Linked DNA regions of Mus musculus: region 1 is linked to region 2. Evidence: chromatin loops called from intact Hi-C (ENCODE). Cell type or tissue: left cerebral cortex. All regions are shown on one strand.

Region 1 (8,000 bases), 240 kb after region 2:
TCAGGTACATGTCACCACCCTTGGTTTAAGATTACAACTTCTTCTCTATTCGTGTCTGATATTATAGACTTTTCTATTTTAAATCTTCTCCTTTCCTATAAACTGTGACTATCTAAGTAGTTTATATTTCCTTCTAGGTTGCTGTATCTTATATAGTATTAGTCAAGGAAACCCAGATGCTAGAACTAAAAGACTAAAGTCTTAATGAATGAGGGTCTGTGGGGGTTGGTTTTGCTTTGTTTTGTGGGGTGGTATAGTTTAAGACAGAATTTTACAATATAGCCCAGACTATGCTATAACTCACTATATAGCACAGACTGGACTCAAGCTCACATCTATCTTTTTACCAGAGCCTCCTGAGCCAGCGTTTATAGCATTATATCATAAATAGCCTAACATCTATAGCTTTTGCCAGTGGATGATAGGCAGAGTTTATTACACACATATATGTATCCTTGCTGCTTCTTTCATCATGATAACTTAAATATATCTACTTTACATGCATAGTACAAAACACAAAGTAAAGAACCCGGTCATGGAATAATATATTTAAGATACATTTAAAGTCAAGCTCAGGCTAGAGGGGTTGCTCAGTGGTTACCTCATAGGGACATCACCATTACAGTGCCTGAGTGAAACCCTTCTTAGCTAGCACAGGGATGTGCCCTGCAAGTTTCGTCATAAAGAATCTTTATTTCAAACAGACATAATTTTTTACTTTGCAAAGTAAATGTTACTGACCTAGGAAATATATCTCTCATCATCCCTGCCTTACTTTTTTGATGCTGAGATTAAAATACCCTGATAAAAGCAACTTAAGGGAGAAGGGCTTTACTCTGGTTCATCATTCAGAATGATACACTTTCTTGAGACATCGCAACTGCATCCACAGTCAAAAAGCAGAAAGTGACAAAGGCCTGGGTTCAGCTCCTTTATATACAAAGGAGAAGTCCTTTGTATACAGTCTAGGGCCTTAGCCCAGGGAAGGGTACCATTCACAATGAGTTCTTCCTACCTCAATTAGTCTAATTAAGGCAGTTTTCCACAGGCACACCCCACTGGCTAACCCAACCTAGAAAATCCTTCACAGCTGTGCCAGGAGACTTGCCCTACCCCCAGATGATACTGTGGCAACACTAGCCATACAGTTTCCAATAGAAAAAAGAAGTGACTGGAAGATGACTGGTTATTAAGGCTCAGACTTAAGATTTCCCGTTACATTTTCCAATCATTTCTATGCCACATCATAGAGCCTTCAGAATGCAAAGGAGTGTATGGATAAGAAATATATAAAGTAATATCATGCAAGTCTTCTCACATAGTGGCACTCCATGAGTGAGGGCCCTGTCGGGATTATAACATTGAGAAATTGCTTTTAACAAAAGAATCAAGTAAGCTGCTATCTAAATCCTTGATACACACAAGTCTTTGAATTAGCAAGATGCCCCCAAGGTAACTTGTTATTTACATTTTAACAAGATGCCCAGATGACTCTTATGGTCAGTAAAGTTTTGAAAAACACTAAACTAAGAAAAAGACAAGAAAGGGAAGAAGGGAGAAGGAGGAAGAAGAGGAGGAGGAAGAGAAAGAGAAAAAGAGGGGTGTTCTACACTTCTTGCAATGTTTTTAGGAGGCTATATGCTTTCTAAAAATTTGCCACACAATAAGTTCACAGGGGCATGTGTTAAGACAAGCCTACATTGTCTAATACATTGGGATGCTTACAGTGACATTTGTGACTAGACATAGCTGGCCTTTCTGACACTACCCAGTAGACATGTCATGGCTCTTCAGAAGCCGTGATGACCTTGGCCTATGACACACTCTCTTTATAACCTTCTATTTTTTGATAAAGAAGCAACTGAAGGAAAAACCAGGCAGGATGTTCCTTCTGGAATGAGTGGGAAGAGCTCCTTTGTGAAATTTAGCACTCTACAGAGCCCAGACAAATTTCCCACTTTATCTTCTCTGTCCTCACCATGTTGTTTTACCTCAAATTTGCTTAGATTACAAAGAAAAGCTAATTTGTATATTTTCTTTGCTTTATTAGACATGTCATAAAAACAGACAGGAGCATTCTTCTCTGTTATTCTTGGTAATGGTCCAAGGTTTAATAATCTCACAATAAAATAAAAATGAACTTTGGATCGAATGAGGGGAAAAGAGACCATATTTCAAGTCATATCTGTTTTAAAACCTGACTTCTGAAATTTTAATAAGCTATCCCCTTTCAGGAATCAATGAAGTGAGCTGCCTATGTGTGTGTCTGTGTTCATTTTGAGCAAGGTGTGTTGTATTCCTGTGATAGGAAAGAATTCTAACTAAATTACAAAGCTAAGTCTCTTGAACACGAACCTGTCCCAAAGTGTCTCTTATTTGACTCAGTCATATATTAAGTCATTAAAAACAATTAACAGATTAATAACCCTATTCTTTGAGGATTTTAACAATTTATTAAATACTACTAATAATAATTACTAATAGAAAATTGTACCTCATTACTTAGAATATAAATATTAAAAGTTTCTCCCTTATAAGAATTGATACTTTTAGTTCTGATTAAAATCTTTTTTTTAACCATTTGCTTCTGCAGTTCATTTTCGGACACCTGAGATGATTGTTAAATGACAAATGGTAGACTCGATGATTTCTTCAGTTCTACATAAAATAATGCTCAAAAACATTTGCTTGCTGTTTTTCTTTCTTTGAAACTGGCCTCCCATACTCTGTCCCACTGTTTCTGTCTTTGGAGCGCTTTGATTACAGATGTATATTAAACCATGTATGTCTGGCTGATTTATAAACATTTGATCTGTTCTATAAAGTAACCATGAGCTATATGTAGCTTGAATATCAATTCTTTCCTGTTTTGCAGTTATCTCCAAGTTAAGAGAATATTCTTCATGTCACAGTCATTTCTGGATGATGCAGAAAACTTCCACTGTGATTTCTATTCTTTTTACACCCTACATTTCACATTAAACTCTGAACATCAACAACAATTGCTGCTGACATCTTTGTGTCAATGAGCTTCTGAAATTGTATGCCAAGCTCTGAAAACTTCACCCAAGGTACCATCAAATTAAGCAAACCTAGTTTTCCTATGTTTACTAACTGAAGCACATACTCTCAGAACTTCAAAGTGAATGCCTGGCTGGGTAGTCATAGCCAGTTTTCACTATTTATCATTTTAATGGCTTTCTTTTAATCCCAATGAAATGTCTGCCTCTTAACTTTCTGTGAGTATCCTTTACCTGGAACAGTGGAGGAAAAATGGTAACACTTGTTAAAAATTCATTTCTTACTTTTTCTGTAGTGCAGTATATCTAAAGAAGTAAAGCTTATTGAATCAAGTTCAACGACATAATAAATTTTTCCTTTCTGAAAATGCCATGGCTTAATTTACTAGTGCACTTTAAGCTTTTGCCTTTAGCATTGGATGGGTCATTAGCCTATATGTAATCCAGCAACTCAAACTCCTCAGAGTCTAAACTCAATCAGCAAAGACCAAATCTGTAGTTTCTGAAATATGACTGGTAGGTCAAGTGTCCTCAAAAAGAGTGCCTGGGGCATCCCAGATGCAGAACAGGGCATGGCAAGGAACAAATGAGGCCAGAATTTGATGCCAGCACTCATTAAAGACTTCATTCATTGTAACTCACTAAACAACTATTCTTCAAGTGATCCGAATGCTACTTGTTTGATGTCTGCTGACTGTAAGTCCTGCATTGAAATCAGTAGATAGGTGCCAACTAGTTTTGTAGGCATGGAAAGTTGAGCATTCTAATCACGTCTTTGCCCCCAAGATGCAAATATAGATAGACAGACAAAGAGTCAAACAGACAGATAAATTCAAGCTTTGGAATCACTCTCAATTGTCGATAACTACTATTTATCAACCCTACATGTAAAATAAGCTCTTTTTCCCTAGTAGATAAAAGTAGTCTGCTTTCTTTGAGTGTTTCTTCTATGGCTGAAAATAGAAATAATACTACTACTAACTAGTTTTTCTAAAAGTCATATCAGCTTTAAGAAAAAAAATATTTCTCCACATCTTTAGTGACTGAACTAGCCTATCAGTCCAGTTTGCTTACATCTTCTTTAGTCTACATGCATCCATTCAAGTGAGGCTATACACTGGAGACAGATGAAGTTTGTCTCAAGGACTGAACACTGTCAAGCTAGTGAGTAACAATATACCCTCACCTACATCACCAACAAAATCATTATAACTACCATCGCAGGACACACCAATGTTACCATCAACTACCAGCTATAGTATTATCATCACCACCCTGGGATATGTCTTTGTTCTATATCATTTTTATTAATTAACAGAATTCACAAGAAAAGACAGTAGTTAAACCTCCTATCTGACATTATGCTTGGAAAAGTAGCAAGTGCAAATCCTCCACCTTCTACTGACCCTCTAAATTGGGATTCCTCAGTGTTCTATTAATTTTTTTTTCCTCTCACATCATTATGGTGTCATCCTCCTAAAGGAACTTGAAGAAGAAGAAAAAAAAAACACCACCAAACCCAATAGTTGAATTGGATCACTTTCTTTAGAAACTTAAAAGGCAGAATCTAAAATTGCTGGTTGGCCATGGTCCCTAGGAGCAGATGGGAGAACAGCAAGGGCCATGGTAGTACGAACAGATATACACAATTCACATTCTTTAAAGACAGTGACCAGGAGAGCATGAGAAAGGAGGAGAGGGCAAATCAGGGAGCCTGAAAGAGAAGTGAGTAGAGCTTGAAGCACGAGGGCAGAGGAAGCAAGCAAGGACAGGCAAAAGGAGAAGAGAAATTGGAGAGTGGGTGGCAGGGAGAACAAGCGAGAAAGAAGAGCACTAAACTGCAGCACATATGCCTAAACCCATGAAATTAACATATTGAAAATATCCAGTGCTTCCTTAAAGAGAAAACAGTGGTTGGATCAAGTCGCTGGTCCTCATAGATGAGGAAGCCAAGTGACACATTGTGGTAGGCAGCCTCTAAAAAGGCTCCTGCCACACTGTCCATGTATAATCCACTCGTTGAACGTGGGCATGGGCCAGGTCTAGTGACTCATTTCTAACTGAGAAAATACAGCAAAAAAAAAAAAAATTGATGGGGTGTCATTTCCAAGATTCAGTTACGAAAATGCTCTGCCTTCTCTGAGGCCCATCCTTTCTTGCTTTCTGTCACTTGCTCACTCTAAGGAATGCCAGCTGCCATCTTGTGAACTACACCATGAAAAGTGCTACATGACAAGGAACTGAGGGATGTCACTGGCCACTAGCCAGGGAGGAAATGGAGCCCGCCAGGCTGCCCTGCAAGAACACCCAAGAAGCTGAGCCCTGAACCACCTTGGCGGAGGTAAAAGCCAGTCCTCACTCTGCTGAGCTTGCAAAGGAGACTGACTGCAGCTGTGGATAACACTTTTGCTTCGACCTTGTGCAAGTCCCTAAAATAGAAGCACCTCCACCACCACTCAGTCCTTAGCCACACAAACTCTGGGACAATAACGATTTGTCAGTTCTAACTGCTAGATTCCAGAATAATTTCCTTACACAATAGGGCATGATTAATGTGTATATTTAATATAAAAACAACTTTGACTGAAGTTAACTCCAGATTAGTAGATGAATTTCCAATGTAATGCTAAACAGGATTGAATCTGAAGAGCAACCTATGAAAAAGGTGTAGATGTATCTCCAATTAGTTGTAAAGTTGACCTTTTATTTTGCATAGAGACCTAGGTTTGAACAACACTTTGGGACCAGGTCTCTGCTCACAGAAAACAAGTGGTTTAATACATCTAAAACAGTCTTTGGTGGTGGAAAATAACAGTCTTTATATGTAGAAGATGGAGCTTATAATTATCCTTGTTTGTCTGAACTGTCCTGAGATTAGCTTTGATCATGTGACAGAAACTACTTTGGTCAATGTAAAAAAAAAATCCCAAGATAAGTACTACAGACAAGCAGATCTCATTCACTGGAATTTCTCCAGGCCAGTAGCATTTTATACATTTGCAACTCCTTAAAAACTACTTCCTCTTTTTACGAGACACCAAGAGCACACACACAAATTAATTTTTGCCATTGTTATTTTTTAGGGTTTTCCCCCCCTAACTCAAGTGCATTCTTCTATTGATGCCCACCTCAAAACTGACCATTTAGTGTATATTGAAGATGTGGTCAAATAATTCTAAGATTATCCTGTTCATTATTTTAAAGGTATATATCTTGGCGAGCTTCCCAGAAACTGACCCAGAGATAAGAATTCTTGTTGGGATGATCTATGAAGAGACTGTTCTCAAAAGACGAGGGGGCCAGGAAGGGAAGAAAACTGAACGAGAGCAGGCTAGAGTCCACCCTTAAGCCCTAGACCACAAAATCATGCCCCATATTAAGTGTACTTCAGGCAAAGTCACTGGCCTTCTGTACCTGTCAGCCATTGGCTGACTTCTAAATGTGTCCTACCAAACCAAGCCAGCCACTGGAGTTAAATCTGAATACCAGTCCCTAAGGGGCCTAGGCGACACCTACTAAAGGGTGTGTACTTTGCGCTCCCCCCCCCTTTCCTCTCTTTGGTATATTATAATTATTTTTGCAAATGCATCTTGATATGCTAAGCATTCTTAGTACTCGGTGGCTTATACACCAGCTGTGTTAAATGAGACAGTAGAAAGAGCGGCTGTGTGGAAAAAAAGTAAACTGTCTCCAGTCAGGGTTTCGAAACTGAATTTAAATCGGATCAAAGAGAACAGGAACGGTGAAGGAGTTGTTCTTAAATACAATCGTTAATAAACGTGTGAAACCGGTCCCTGAGCAAGGCTGAGATGTAGAAGCCACTCAGAAACCACGGTTCCTTAAAAAGACCCCGAGAAGACAGAGGGGCGAGCCAGGGAGGAGCTCGGGGAACTGGGAAGATTCTTGAGAGAAGCAAAGCCAAAGAAGCTAAATCATGGCCAAGTGCACGGGAGGAAGGAAGGCAGAGATACTCATCGCCTGAGAGGAACAATGAAGGCAGGAATATGTGTAAACAGTTTATGCTAGGCGGGGTCCTCGAACCCAGTGCCCTGACAAAGCCTCGCCGTTTTCCCATCCTTCCAGCGTCTCAGTATCTCAGATCTGCCCCCCCCACCCCCAGCTCTTTTCCTTATAAATTATTTACATTTGAAAAGTTCCATCATGAAACAGAGATGGTAAAACATCTACCTGTTTGCCCTGTGGCTGTTACTAACACTTCAGCTTTTGCTCCCTGGAAGGGAAGACTGAGGTGGTCTTCGTCACAAGTGTGTTTTCACTTCCTTGGCCCCGGAGAAATTCTGAAGTTTCGTGGGAGAGCTCTGATGAGAACCTCAAGTCTGGGCTTGCTCGGGCAACACGGATCGCTCCCCCCTCCCCAACCCCACTCCCCACCCCCAGCACGACCCTGTGCTCATTGGCAGCCTTTGTCTGTGTCTCTGACATTAATTAATTTTGGCTTTTTTAGTATATCTGAAAAAAAAAAAAAAGACTGGAAGTTGTCATGTAAAACTTTACAGTGGCAATACTATTTTAAGCAGAATTCAGTCCCTTCCCGTCCCTCTCAAGTATAAGTTACCCACTTTCTAAAACTATTTCAAACTAGCCCATGTTTATGTGTGATAAAAGTGAAAAATGTAAACGTGGGTTTAAGGCAATTGCCCAGCTTGCTTTCTATAACAAAATATCTGTTGGTTTTTAAATGTATATTGAAACAGTATGTTGAATTCAGCTCTGACAGCATATAAAGATATGGGCTTTCCGAGATCCATAAGTATGAACTCATAAAGGCTAGACTAACTTAAGGACTAGTTAAGTAGTGGGTAATTCACAGAACAATATCTTCCGTCACTCAGTGAACACGGAGGGCAAACACAATTTATTCTTCTAAGACATCTTCCTCTCCATTTTTCATATTCTTTGGAGGTGAAAAGTATTTAGAAAAGACCTAAATACATTTTTTTGTTATTATTGAACTATCAA
Region 2 (8,000 bases):
TTAAGGATCTCTAAATGCCAGGGATCTAAGACAGTCCAAGATAGCAGTTCTATTAACCTGTGCTTCATGCCCTTCCCACTTTTACCTCACCTCGTTTCATTTCCATGCCCCTCTGAAACTGGAAACACCTTGCTCTTGCCATGGGCTCATACACATTCCATGCTACTTTATCAAAAGGGCCATGTCTGCTCAATCGTACATATACAATAAAAATTTTTTGCCATCTTTTTATAATTTAAATTATCTTTCATTACTCAACTCTGAATTTGTTCTACTTCAGACGTATGGCTACCAGATAGTTCTACCCACATTCAAAATGGGTCTTCTCCCTCAGGCTATGATCCCACATATCGACCATGTTTGGAAACCTCTTCATAGACAAAACCCAAAATGTATTTCACTGGTCTCTCAAGCAAATCACAAGGTCAATCCAGATTTACCATCACAATAAATAAATAAATAAATAAATAAATAAATAAATAAATAAATATGGCAGATAATTAATATCTAGGGAATTGGGAGGCAGAGAAAACACAGGATCCAAAACAGACTTGCTGGATGAGGATAGCTTAGTATACTGAAGGGAGAATTTAGGAATCAGAGTGAAGAGTCATAGGTAAGCCACAGGAAAGTCTGAGTAGCAAGTGCACAAATCATAAGCCTGGAGCAGCACTTCACCAGATAGTGTTTAGACAGGCAAGAGTGAACAATTAGACCAGATGGGAAAAAAATCTGATGTGCTACGATGACCCAATGAGTAGCTATTATGTTACTGTTTTACTGATATTACTAAGAACTAGTGTCTCAGCTGCAGTGGATATATTTACTGAACAACTCTTGCCTCTAAGACTCAGAAAATGGTAGAAAAATAGAAAAATTGCCAGATTCAGAGGACCAGGATAACTGTTCTGCTTTCTCCAAGAAATGACAGCGAAACTTCACACATTATACACCACCAGTATAGGTGACAAAATAAGTCCTGAACAGAGATAACACCAGTAGACATACTAATGTGAAGGACGGAAAACTCATGGTGGATCCACCCCTAAACAAAGAATGACAAACAACTAAAATCGCTAAGAATGGGAGAAATGGTCTTCCCCATGGATGAGCAACAGTATCAAGTGGACAGCCCAAGAAATTATAAACATGTAAGCAACACTCAATGAAATGAGTGGTTTGTAGTTGTGTAGTTATGCATTTTATATATGTGCAACAGTAATAAAGAAGAAGAAGTCAGCAAGCAAGTAAACACAGGAGATGTTACTCAGGAAAGAAGGAAAGAGGCTAAGAGAATAATTATATTTTGATTAAAAAAGAAACTAAGATGGACAAATTACATGGATAAATTACATGTTATCACTTCAGGAAAAAGACATTAAATACACTTCAAATTATGTATATTTTTGTTTGCAGGAAAAAAATGGAGACAGAAAGTCAAGAAATACAAATGACTGACATGAAATGTCAACACTGAACACATCCTTTTTATCTTCATTTTGACATGTTCTAATGTTAATTTTGCATAGGCACCTGAAGGGGCCATCAGAACTTTGAGAAAAAGCTATCTCCAAAGAACAGAATTCCAGTGTAGTCAATATGTTCCAAATTACATATATAAACACATCAGATATAGTGTGTTGTATTTTAAATATTATGTTTAAAAGATAATTATATTAAACTTGCATATATTATAAGTATAACACTAAGTATAGATTATATGAATATTCATCACAGTAATATTAATAAATATCATAATATTGTAACATTATATCCCAAGTGTTATGAATGCATGCCATTCAAAATTGAGCATGATTTGTTTTTGCCATTTTTAATCCAGCAGCAGCATTTCTTAAGTAATGAAAGCAGTAAGCGGTTCAGGGTATGTACTCAGTCCTCATTGGAGAATTCTTTAATTAAGTTTTTAAAATTAAATATTGAAAAACTTAAATATTTTAAAGTATTATAGATCACATTAATATTCCCACTTGAAAATAAGTACAAGAAATGTAGCTTTAGAAGTATAACCTTAATTCATTACCTTGATTTTAAAAAATAGAGTTACCTTATATTTTAAAAGTCTATTCACTCTACAACTCATTTTCATGGAAGAAAATACTCAGAGAAAGACATACAAGATTCACACGGAGTCATGTACACATATACAAACATGCACGCGCGCGCGCGCACACACACACACACACACACACACACACTCGAATGCACACATGCACACACTTGAAATTGTTTCAACTGTCCCACAGAAATCATTCAAAAGCAAACCTAAATGATCAGACCAGCTCCTTACGCATCTCACCAGTCAATTTAGAGAGAGAAGGCAGTCTTCAGAGTGAAGTAAGTGGACAGATTGAAGAACGAGGAGGGGGGGTAATGTTTTCTGGAAGTAGCTCTGAGAAATCTTGTTCACAGCCTGGAACTGCATAAATTTTCTCTGCATATGTTATTGCTACCTTGGGGGCCATGATAGCATATGCATTTTGGGTTTTTCAAAAAATAGATATATGTACACGAATATGTGTGTTTAATGCATAAATATTATGATGACTTTCCTTTTGTGGTTCTCTGTAGTCCCTTCAGACGTTACTGTGGTATATACATTAAATAAACAGCAATATTTGAGAGTGCCGGTACTTTTTGAGAAAGCACAAAACAGCAAGGTTGGAAGGGGGTAAGTATTATTGGCAAATTTAGAATATTTCAGTAGTTTAAAAAAAAAAAACTTATTACACCAAATAAACTCGACAAGGCAATAAAGACACTTAGACACAACACTGGCTCCAAAAGAAAAATCCCTATGAATATATAAATGGAATGCAGAATCCTGGAGAAGACAACCACACTTATATAACAGTACAGCAGCTCAAAAAACTAAAAAAGCAAGCTAACTTACTATTCCGGCATATAACATATTCTTTAAAAAGAAAATACTTCTGACCAGGTGACGTTAATAAAACAGATAACACGGCACCCTGAGTACCCGTGGGCTGTTTCTGTGAAATGGCACTATTGCCAATGTCGGTTACGTTCTTAACACACTTTGTTTTTCAGAAAAGATACATGTTTGGTAGTTTCTGCCTTTGCTGTACTTTCTGTGCACGATAAAGTGGTCCGGGGAAGGCAGGTGAATGTAAGATGTTTGGTTTCTTAGGAAGCTCCCTGAAACAGAGACTAACAAATCTAATATGAATCCCCAGAAAGTCAGTTACTTCTAAGCTTCGGTACTCTGAAATACATAAAATGAATGCATGATCAATGAAATGAAATATGACAAAGTGTTTCGTATTGATGTTCTCTTCCTTCAAAAATGTATTCTTGGTTAACGTCCCCAGTCGGTTTTTCCATACGTTTTCTTATTCACAATGTATAGATTTCCTAGTTCTGATTTCAAGTTCAGGAGAGCCGAGGGAGAAGTGGGAGAGTCCTCCAAGGCAGGGCTGCTCCTCGCCTCTCGCATGAGAAAACTGTTAGGCGCATTAAAGTATTCCTGACGACGCTGCATTCCTTTGTTCAGAGTGAGTTTTGGGAACACATCCTTTTCTCATTATATTTCCATAAAATATATTTGATCTATTCTATTCTTAGAATACCTCTGATGTGGTCTGTGAGTGGAGCACAGTATAAAAATATTTCTTTTTTTATATGAGACAAAATGTTTCCATTTCTTAGACACATAAAAAAAACCCACCATGTAGAGCTCTAAGAAAGTAAAAAACGTGTCTGTCCGTTTTGGTGAGGCTCAGGAGAGACCTCAAGGATCCCTCCCCCTCCATTGTAGTTCTGAACCTCACCCAAGACACAGAGGCCTCTGCAGAACAAAAGGAGAACAGGCAGCTAAGTAGAGGCCTGGAAGACTGGGAAAGATTCTGGGTCCTGGAGCTAGAAAATCCCATTTATATTTAGAAGAAACGAAAGGAATTACCCTTCTTCCTCTAAGACAAAAATGAGTTTCTACTAAATTTATATTGGGAACTAAAGCATGGTCAAATATTTTAATAGTTTAATGTGAGTGGTTAATTTTCCAACTAGTGGCAAATAGTTGGGATGTTTGCTTAGTTAATTCAATTTAAAAGCCACTTGGAGCCAAACCTGAGCTTCCCACAGTTTTTCCCACACATGCCCAGAAGACAGCTAGGTCTTATGTCTACAGCAGCAGCCTTGCTGGGTGACTCTCCCAGACCTCTTTGAGGACACGTGTCTTTGGCATCTCTTATGAGAAAAAAAAATACCTAAATCTTGTTTGTCAAGTTAAAAATGAAACTGAAATTTTATCTCAAAGATTGTCCTTCACAAATTCAAAAAACAAAAAGAATAAAATAAAATAAGGTAAAAAATTTAAAAATAGCATTGAAAAAATCTAGTAAACATGGCTGCAAACTCCAATTTTAATTGCGGATGTAAGTCTTGTAATGGCAAAATTTTGGTCTATCTTGTTCAGCATACCATATATACACCATAACTAGAACATAATACTTAGTACATATTTACAAAAGTATGAATAAATGAATGAGCTAGGGAGATGGACCTCTTCCTGGTTCCTGTCAGTGAGCAATAATAAATACACGAAGTTGGACCAGTGACGTGGTTCAGCAGGCAGAGTGAGGACCAATCCTTGCAACATGTCCTCTGACTTCCATGTGAATTCTATGACATACACACACATACACACATGCACACACGCACACAAATAAATAAATAAATAAATAGCCAAGTGTAATAAAAAAAAAAAAAAAGGAGAACTACATCAACCACAGCGAGCGTCTCCTTCCTAACTGAAAGCCTGACTGGTTATCCAGAAAACCCTGATGCTTTACCCAAGAGATGCCACCTACCCTTTTGAGAAGTAGGTTTTCCTTGAATTAGATCTCTAAGGATCTCTACAGAGTGCCAAGATGCTTTTCATGTGGCATAGATAGTATGGTGTTTTAAAAAAAGAAAAAAGAAAAAAAAAACCTAAACATCTCTGGTAAGAATTGAAAGATGAGATAGCACTCTAACCGTGAGCACTAACAAAGTGCCTACAGTCTCATGGCTCTGACCCCTCCAGCACTCCTACCACTGTCACTAGACTAAGGCACTCTGATGCAGGCAGAGTGAGGACCAATCCTTGCAACATGTCCTCTGACTTCCATGTGAATTCTATGACATACACACACATACACACATGCACACACGCACACAAATAAATAAATAAATAAATAGCCAAGTGTAATAAAAAAAAAAAAAAAGGAGAACTACATCAACCACAGCGAGCGTCTCCTTCCTAACTGAAAGCCTGACTGGTTATCCAGAAAACCCTGCCATAATGCCATCTAGGTAAAGTCACGCAACGAAACAACAGGGATTATGAGAGAAGTGATGTTGGAATATAACACTCAAAACCAAATGTATTAAATATTAAAAATTTACACAATGTACTCAAATGCATAAAATTATTTTCTACTTTGTCAGACTGTTTGGTTCGTAATACCTTTATATGATGTAGCTATTATGGAAATGCATTACATCATAGGCAACACTGAAAATTTTTGAGTCATTAAATCTATCCAAGAGGAAGGGCAACCCAGATTTACACATAATAAATTGTTAAGAAATGCACAATTAGAGTAATACCATTTTACCTTGAAGAGGACTTGAAGTGGATGTAAGCACCAGAAGGGTTAGAGCCCATGCCTTCCTGTGTAGACGTAGATGAGAGGCTACATGAAATTAAATAGGGATCTGTGATACCAGATGTGGGTGCAAGCAACTCGGAACACATGTGGCGAAAGAGGTAGTGGAGAGGTTAGAAATGCATGCATGTGTGTCTTGTGCAGTCCTATGTAGCATGGTTTTAATGTTTACAGTTTTCAGTGTTCAGCTTACAATTCCTACAATTAAAGTCATGCAGAATTTCTACAATGCAATTTTTTCTTAATATGTCGTTCACATTGAAATAATTCATATTTCATATTTTCAAGTGAGAGTTAGAACAAAATTTCCTATACCATCCCCGGGTAGCATGAAAGATGCTCGGTTTTAAATTTCAGCCTGATCCATACAGCATTGCAGTTTTTTTTTTTAAAGGCTCATAAAATAAATGTGACTCTTAATCATAGCTGAGATCCATTTGCTAGATTTTGGATTTTTTAAAAGCACTAAGTTGGGGGAAGTAATGAACCACTACTTGATAGTAATCTAAAGACTGTTTCATGAAATAGAACCCATACCCAACACTGCCCAGTTGGCAAAGAACCTGAGACTAGATTGGCCATGGACCTAGGGGAAACCAAATGCTACTGTTCGGCTAACAGGATGTAGCAATTAAACAACTCCAAAAGACATTCTGCTGTAGACACTGCTATAACAGGGTCTTGTTCAACAATTATCATAGCAATTTTCTTCTGCATTAGATGGGGAAAGTACAGAGACACACAACTGGACAATGTGCAGAAAGTGAAAGACCTTGGAACACTCATCCCTAAATGGGATGCTTCCATCAAATCCCTCCCCTCAGGACTCAGAGAACCCTGAGGAAAAAGAATCGGAAGGACTGTAAGACCCAATGAGGATGGAAGATACCAAGGAAAGAAGCCTTCTAGATACAACAGGGCTGAAGCACATGGACTCATAGTGACTGTAGCAGCAGGCACAGAACCTGGACAGACCTAAGCTAGATGGGATCCCAACACTGAAACTGGAAGTAGGCACAAGCCCCACCCTCACCTAAAAGCTATTGCCAGGTGATAACCTTTCCCAAAGGAACATTAGTTTTCTCCAATGGGCCCTAAGCGGGTATACAAACCACACTTAAGGACAGGCCCCCATCCTCAGCAGTAGGTGGCCAATTTCAAACAAACTCTGGTATTTTGGGAGGCTTTTGGTTTCAAAATACATTTTCTGGGCTCTTTTGCTTACAAATCATATATATATATATATATATATATATATATATATATATATATATATATATATATCTTATGGGTTTTCTGCTTGTGTGAATGTATGTCTAGCATCTGTACTTGTTTCTTGTGGTTTTTCTTTGGGTTGATTTTTCTGTTTGTTTGTATGTTTTCTATTATTCTGTTTTACTTGTTGTTATTTTTATCTTATTTTATTTTCTTCATACTACTATTTTTAGATGTCTTTCTTCTAATTAAGGAAAAAGAGAAAGGGTGTATATGTGGGTGGGTAGGGAAGTAGGAGGGACATGAAGGAGCTGGGGAAAGAGAAACGGTAATCAGAATACATTGTATGAAAAAATGATTTTGATTATGAGGGCATTAAATGCTACAAAGCAAGGATAAAGTGTAAAATAACATATAGCCAAAATCCCATAGGTAACTGTGGTTCTAAAGGGGGTGTGCACCTATAGACCAAAAATTACCTTACACATGTGTACTTGTGAATTATACATCATCTACACAACTAGGAAACCATTAAAATAGATAACCTTACATTACTATGAGTTTACATAATCTTAATTTTGAATTCCTATGAAAAATAAATGGGTAAACCAATATTGCCTTTCTTTGCCTGCTATAAGTTAGAGTTAACTGTCATACCTTTTTTAAAAAATCAGTTTTTTTTTTGTTTTCTATTTCTCTTCCTTACTTGCTCTAGAGAAAAAACAAGAATGACCGTAAATACTAATAAAATCAATTTATACAAGCATTTGTCAACAGGTTGATAATCTATCAGTGGAAGAAGGGTCAACTGATAACATGTGAAGTCTGCAAAACTAAGTGTGTTTTCTATTTCTTTGTATTTAGATTTTTCTACCTATAAATGACATTAAGTCTTTCAGGATTAGAGAAAAGACTGTGCATTGTTACCCTGAGCTTAGAAAATTCTCTTCAGCTGGCATTCAGGCTCTGCTTTCATGTCCACAGTGGTGTGATCAGCCTGCGATCATAACTGATGAATCCTGAAAAAGGAAGAGGGTTGGGAGGCGGGACTACCAGAGCAAAGAGACCTCAGGAGGCAGTGAACAGGTACAAACA

Evidence for each region. Peaks named below come from ENCODE experiments on the same cell type or tissue, not always from the same donor. Only the 100,000 strongest peaks of a DNase experiment are listed, where the experiment ranks them.
Region 1: a loop joins it to region 2, with 17 times the contacts of the local background. A loop is called at or near these places in 2 of 42 quality-filtered maps.

What each region holds. Positions count from the first base shown.
Region 1 is chr2:45,243,666-45,251,665 of GRCm38, reverse strand. It overlaps Vis1. Among named protein-coding and RNA genes, the nearest start is that of Gm28643, 120 kb to the right of the region's middle. In left cerebral cortex, no CTCF peak of the experiment used is centred here; DNase peaks (open chromatin) are centred at 1,850, 3,706, 4,986 and 6,800; H3K27ac peaks cover 1,367 bases.
Region 2 is chr2:45,481,140-45,489,139 of GRCm38, reverse strand. No RefSeq gene overlaps it. Among named protein-coding and RNA genes, the nearest start is that of Gm30728, 51 kb to the right of the region's middle. In left cerebral cortex, no CTCF peak of the experiment used is centred here; DNase peaks (open chromatin) are centred at 2,984, 3,436, 3,871, 4,089 and 1 more place; H3K4me3 peaks cover 1,362 bases; H3K27ac peaks cover 1,883 bases.